Linked DNA regions of Homo sapiens: region 1 is linked to region 2. The links are chromatin contacts, found by Hi-C or POLR2A ChIA-PET in ENCODE. All regions are on one chromosome and are shown on one strand. Each heading gives the region's core, a stretch centred on a gene start or an enhancer-like site at or near the end of the contact. The rest is flanking DNA. Distances are from core to core; before and after follow the strand shown.

Region 1 (3,581 bases), core at 643-3,142, 830 kb after region 2:
GAGTCTCTGACAGCTGAATTGTGGAAACCTCTGGGTGAGGCAAGCAGCCCTTTGCTTTCTCCAAGGAACAAAGAGGCACGAGGAAGGCACTGGTGGGAGGCTTGGGGTGAGAGGCCTCTCCACCAGGGCAATGAGTTATCCTGTCCCTTTCTACTGACTCACCACTGAAGGCCTTGGGCAATTGTGCCAGCCAGAATCACAGAAGTGGCTGCGAACTCAGAGATAACAGAGTGGTCCAGGGAAGCCCCAGTGGACTGAGTCATGGCCAGGCTCTCACAGCCCTCTTCTCGAGTCAGCATCGACTCCCTGTGATCTCCCTGGAGCCTCAGACTCTCAGAAGAGCAGGTCTCAGAACACTGGAGATGAAAGGAACCTGAGACACCATGTCATAAGCCCTGCCCACCAACCTCCCTATCATGTGACTTCTCGGGCTGGTTGTGTTTTTTTTTTCCCCAGCTACTCTGATAAATCACATTGTTTGGATGGCTGAGCTCTGTCTCTGGTCTGACTTTAAAATTAAGGTTCACTTTGCCCCTCAACGCCATGGGTCCAGCTCTCAGGACTCCTCCAGGCTACCTTTACCTTCCATTTTTGAGGTAGTGTCATCTACCAGCAAGAGCTCTGAGCCATAAATCAGGAAACCAGGGCTTCCTGCTTCTGTCCTCTGACCAGACAGAAATGGAGCATTCACCAAGTCACATCATCTCTTTGGGACTCATCAGGGTTTGACTGTGTTTTCCCCAGAGTCCCTTCTAGTACCAACAGGAGAGGATCAGATCATCCTAAAAGCCCTCTTCAATTCTGAAGTCAGTCATCCTCTATCAGAGTTCCTGAACACAGCCAGGCTGGTTCTGCCGGGGATAGCCGTGGCTTGTGACTGCCATGCCTCTCCTCCTCCCAGGAAGGTACAGAATCCACAGCCTCAGGAATGCCAGGCATTCTGCCAAGGGCGCCCTTCCTTTTCTCGGTCTGGTTTCTCAGTCTCTCTCTTCCCAATCTAGACTAGACTGTCACCTCCACTCACCAATCCCGTGGAGGGGTCAGGGGTGGGACGGAGGAGAGCCAGAAACGATGAACTGCGACTCTACTCCTCATCTGTGTGGCAGGCCTGTCATTCCTCCTCCAGTCGGGCCTGCCTAACTAGACCAGCACTGGGGTCACTCTGCGTGTGAGTGGGGAGGGATTCCTGCCTATCCAGTGACCCTGCTTAGTGGGTGGATGCCACCTCTGTCCCTGGAGCACCCGAAGCACCCAGGGGCCCCCACCTACCTGTTTCACTTCTCCAGGGCTTCCGTGTAAGGCCACCTCCCCCACCTCAGGCCTGGCCCCTCTTTGCTAAGGACTGCTTATCCCCAGGATGTTTTTGGCACCTTCTGGGCCACAAAGGTGCTTCCTGTAAAAGAACAAACCGCCCCAGGTTGCCTTTTGACACATCTATTTCAGGGTCAGTTGGCATCTTATGTTTCGCCTAAAAAACTGAACAATCTTTTTTCTCTCATCCAGTAAGAAAAGTCTTTTTTTTATTTTCACATGGGTTTATGCACCCCCTGCCCCCCACCTTTTCAGAAGGAGGCTCAATGCAAGTATCTGTGTTATAAACTAGCTTCCTACACTGGCCCTGCCCCTGCGCGGACTTAGCCTTCCTAAGAAGGGGCTCCTTTTCTCCTGGCATGTGCTCGGCTGCTGGAGAGAAAGGCCTATTGTTCTTCATGTGCCCAGTACACTCAGCCAGGCAACACGCTGGGTGTTCCTCCCAGGAGGTAGAAAACCGCCTCCCCAAGATCGGATCATTTTATACCTTGTGTTTTGTTTGGTTTTGTTTCTGGCCTTTCCTTCTTTGCTGTACCTCCTTCCCGAGCGCTCAGAGCCCATAGAGCACTTATTTCTTTCCGTTCCCTTTGCACAGTGAATTGCCTTTTGTATGCCTTTGATGTGATTGCTCAGCTTCCAAGGGAGGGGAACGAGTGTCTCGTCTCTCCCACCTAGAGGCTCGTGCTGCCTGTGGTCAGGAAGAGAGCGAACAAAGGCGTGCTTGGCCCCGAGGGAGGCTGGGGTAGGGCCCACGCGTGGAATGTAGGGTCTCTTCTGCCCAGAGGTGGAAAGTCGAGCAGTGCTTTGGGGTCTGCGGGGCTCTCCAGCGATGATTTGGGGTGCTCATGGCAGGGCTGAGCTGGGCAACAATATGAGGAGAGGTTTTGCTTCTTGGTCCCTGTCCCATCTGCTTAGAGTATCCGGGTTGTCTGGGGCTCCGAGGGAGGAGCACTACAGCAGGAGCCAGGAATTCGCCTGCCTCTGCCACCGTGTGACCCCGCATGACACTGACCCTCCCAGGGGGAGCCTCCCTTTCCTGGCCCTTGAGTGGGGCAATAACTCCTGCCCCACCCGCTGGCTTTCTGGGTCTCATGTGGTGAGGAGCAAACACGACACTCTCTGAGGAAACGCGGTGAGAAGCAAGAGCCCTTTGTGAGTCAGAGGTGGTGGCTGTTGCTGTCTTTCCCACTGTTTACCAGGCGCCCCCCACCCAATTTCCCGTGAGCATCTAGTGACCCCATGCTACCCCCTTGTGGCCAAAATGCGACTCATCATTCATTGCTGTGAAATTACCTTGCTATTAAAATCGTAAGGAAAAATAAATAATGAAAGTAATTAATAATAATGAATATATAGTAATTAACCCAGACTGGAATACCTTTACTTTTCATCAATAAATCCATAAAATATAATTTTTAATACTTTTTGATGGAGGAAATGGCGCATGAAGAAAAAAGTGCTTAATGTGGGCCCAGACCCAAGGTGAGCGTGGGACTGAGGGCGCCCTTCCCGGCTACTACCCAGCTGCTGGCGGCGCCAGGGAGGCCTGCCCGAGGCCAGACGGTGGCCACTTGCCGAGGCTCCCCTAAAAGGTCCTATATGTCCCCAAGATGATGGGGCCAGGATGAGGAACAGGTGAGAAAGCACTTGGCCGCTCTTCCTCAGCTCTTTAAAATCTTTTCAGGTCCCTCAAGATTACAAAACACTTTAATAGCTATCTTTTTCTTTACTGAGATAGAACCGGTTGTCTGGAGGCAAATTAGAGCTCCTGCATGTTGAAAAATAAGTGACCAATAACTGCGTGTTTCCTCGTTACAATCTCCTTCCTCAGACACAATCTCACCTTCCACTCACCACAGCCCTGAAGCAGAACTATCCTCGTTTTCAGACGAGGAACTTGGGGTCTGAGAGATCATATGCTGGTCAGATGGAGCAACAGCCTGAACCCAGGGATTCTGATATCAAACCCCTCACTTTTTTCTTTTCTTTTTCTGTTGGGGGGGGTGGTTGGGGGGACAGGGTCTCTCACTCTGTCACCCAGGCTGGAGAGCAGTGGTGTGATCACAGCTCACTGCAGCCTCACACATGTGGGCTCAAGCAATCCTACCACCTCAGCCTCCAGAGTAGCTGGGACCACAGGCATGCACCACCACACCCAGCTAATTTTTGTATTTTTAGTAGAGACAGGGTTTCACCATGTTGCCCAGGTTGGGGTCGAACTCCTGAGCTCAATGAATCTGCCTGCTTTGCCCTCCCAAAGTGCTGGGTTT
Region 2 (3,276 bases), core at 375-2,874:
GTTCACATTGTCATAGCAGTGTTGTGGAGGAGAAAAGAAGGAGTTTATTATGACACACATTTTCAAATGTTTTAAATCTGATGTAGTTTCCCCTCTGTGAAGTTCTGTCTCACATGCCAATAGAAAAGCCTGGGTGTTCCCCAGTTCTTTCCAAAGACCTACAGCTCTCTTATCACTGCCTAGAATACTGGGCTTTGAAGGTTATACTCTTGATTTCAAATCATTTAAGTCTATATACTCTCTCTTGGCATGCAAGCAAAAGTACCAGATTGCATTATATCTGGGGAGAAATATTAGTGGTTACAAATCAAAGTGAGTTAGGAAAAGAGTTTTCTGGAAATTCAGAAATCAGGAGACTCAAGAGTTAAAACTCAACCTTTGCCTATAATTTAGTCTCTTGTGGCCAGATATTGTTTCCTGGAGGCTGTAAGAGACACAATGCTTGAGTAAGATGGAAATGAGGAAATGGCTCCTGGGGGACCTTGCTGATTGTGAACTCTGCTACCACCCTGACCTATAGTCTGGGAAGCAAAGCATGGGTTAGAATGCAATAATGGAGGAAGTCATTCTAAAATAGGGATAGGAGGATATTGCTCTAGAACCCCTCACAGGGCTAGGTAACTCCCCATGCACTTTCAGCTAGGTGGCATCATCTTTATATAGATAGGGCAGTGTATTTAGAGTCAACAGTGCACATCAAGCCCCTCTAGTACTACACTGAGGATAGTAAGGGGAAGAGCCTGACCTACTTTGCTGTCTTCCAAATTACTATCACCAGGGTCTGTATTCTGACTTAGAAAAGACATTTTGCTTGGGCCTAATGCAAATACAACAATGAAAATGTTGGTTCATGTTGACAGTAGAAAAGAAAAATAAGCAAATCGAAGTCTGCATATTTATTCTGCAGATGGATTCTGCCTGATTACAAGTCATTGATGATCATTAATGAAGCAAATGTGATGAGGTTAGTGTTTTTCAATTTCATTTCTTAGCAGCAAGGCAGTACTATCACACGACAATATCACTGAGAAAGTATTTGGCCTTACTTTAATAATGATTAATTTTAGAAATAGAACATTCGTAAAATGTTAGTTTATCATTTTGCTTGTTAGTATTCATGTTAAGGATATTAGCACAGTCTCTACTTATTTTGAGATAGAAATACTTTGGGGACAGGGTTTGACAAAAGACAAATGCTAATTATCAGAATGTCTGAATAACATTCTTTGCCAGTAAAATCATTCTTTATGCTGATTACCTCATGTCAACATCCAAACTAAGGGAATGAATAGTTTAACTACTATTATTTTATCCTTGAGAAAAACTCTGAAGGGGGAAGCAAGCGATGTTATGCCCATTTTAAGTTACCGCAACTGAGGCACAACATAAACAGAACTTAATGGTATATTATGTAGTCTAAATTATTGGACTTTTGATATCAATTCTAAGTTCAGACAGCTTCTGGCCTACTTCCTGTTATACTGACCAGCGTATGTTTATACTAATAGTGACTCAGGATTAAAAGGAATGTAATATTGGCAAATGACATTTCTGAACAAGGTTTTAATTTCCCTTGTTGGCATGTGGCAGTGGAATGTCCCCCATAATTACTCTGCTGAGAAAACCAGGGCAGAGGCAGGACTGGAGCAGTGTGGTGGTACAAAGAACATGCACTAAAGAGTTCAGGACTGATGCCAGAATCCAGAGGCTAACGGAAGGTTCAGCAGCCATTGCGGTTTTTTGTTTTTGGCAGTTCAAGCTATTAGAAATCTGCCTCAAGGGAGGAATAAAAGCATCATCAGGTGTTAATAGGTAAATTAATATCAAGCTTAAAGAAGTAAGAGATACTTTGAAGATGATTTTTATGGCAAGTATTTATCCTACATGTTTAGTCCATAATTTATATCGAGTATGTGAATGTGTGTGTGATGTGCGCTAAGGTGCACACACATACATGAGGTCATAGGGGTGAATGGCTCGGTGGAAGCATGGCATACTAGCTAAAGGGACTCGAGTATCAGTTTACTTCACTTTGTCTTTACTACCAGTATCTGTAAGATGGACTTGGTAATCTTTTTCAAGAGTTTCAGGATTGTTTTCATAATTGCAAGCGACCATATACCTGAAGTACCAATTACTATCCATTAAAATTGTCATTAATATCAGTATTAGCATAGAATGGGACAAATAGACAAGAAAAAAATTAAGTTCTGTGAACATATGATATCTTTGCAATAGGTCTTGTTATTTAGCTTTGTATGTGCATGGCTTCAAAATATTCCTGTTTTAATCATCCCCAGTCCTAGCACGGTGGCTTGGTATGTTGTAGGTGATCAATAAAGGATTGCAGGATGGATGAATGGATGCATGAGTGATCCAGTTTTCATAAGCTTCAAAGTCTTCTGTGGGATTGCATTACAATACAACCCTTTTGCTTTCCAGTGCAGGCTTAATTCTCTATGAGACTTGTCCTCTTCACATTCACGATGGGCTTCTTTCCTTTGGAAATAGGAATCCTATCTGTTCTTGACCTTGGTTACTGAATAGCCTGACCTATCCTTGGTGTCCCCCAAATTATTCTGCCATAATGACTGGAAACTAATAGTTGTACACAGTTTCTGTTATATCTACTTACACCCAGCCTTGTTCCAGAAAAGAATTTAAGGTGGCTCTCAAATTTGCATAGGTTACAAAAGAAAAGAAACCTAAAAACAACAGAGACAGGAGTCAAGGATGCTTGTGACAATTCATCCTACTATTTAGACACTAAAGAGCACACATGTCCTCAAGAAACATTTCCTGGTCATTGTCTGGGTAGTTGCAAAAGAGAAAGTGGAGCTGTGTGTGGGGTCCTTGGGAGACAATTGTGCAGGGACTGCTTGAGTCTTTGTTTTTGTTGGTCTGCTAAGAATGTGGGTCAGCATAAGGTAGCGATTCCTGAACTTATCACTTGATCCTTTACAAAGAGGGGGCAATGGAAGCAACATGGCTTGTGAAACTGTATTCCTTAAAGTAGTGAACAGATCAAGTAACAAAAAGAGAATATCTGCGTGGAAGCTATACAGTGGGGGCAAGTTATTGATATTGATACTTACAGGTTAGTATTGATCAATTAAAAAAAGTGATGTAACTATTCCAAAACTCTTAGAAAAACATGGATTTTGAGTGTTGATCTGATGTGGTGCACAGAAGGAGCTGAGTTTTCCCTGTGTGGCATGTTCAGTGACTCTGGCCTTTTCTCAAGGGGTGCAGTAGCCAGGAGACTGAATAGTCCAG

What was found. A loop is a pair of places that touch in the nucleus more often than their neighbours do. ChIA-PET counts read pairs that join two places held with the same protein, here RNA polymerase II (POLR2A). Pooled maps may share reads with other maps.
Region 1: a map of Calu3 shows a loop between it and region 2 (2.7-fold over the local background). The contact joins two enhancer-like sites. A Hi-C loop is called at or near these places in 1 of 168 maps with a recorded cell type or tissue (Calu3) and 3 of 50 pooled maps. POLR2A ChIA-PET finds 5 or more read pairs at or near these places in 1 of 52 experiments (PC-9).

The regions. Positions count from the first base shown.
Region 1 is chr3:157,128,244-157,131,824 of GRCh38, forward strand. No RefSeq gene overlaps it. Among named protein-coding and RNA genes, the nearest start is that of LINC00880, 7.0 kb to the left of the region's middle. RefSeq lists enhancers at 1-1,125, 175-384. Within about 2 kb of position 1,893, at least 32 of the 41 ENCODE cell types and tissues checked have a DNase peak (open chromatin) inside an H3K27ac peak, as active enhancers do.
Region 2 is chr3:156,303,032-156,306,307 of GRCh38, forward strand. The region is part of intron 1 of KCNAB1 (potassium voltage-gated channel subfamily A regulatory beta subunit 1); the gene reads left to right. Among named protein-coding and RNA genes, the nearest start is that of KCNAB1-AS2, 77 kb to the left of the region's middle. Within about 2 kb of position 1,625, at least 3 of the 41 ENCODE cell types and tissues checked have a DNase peak (open chromatin) inside an H3K27ac peak, as active enhancers do.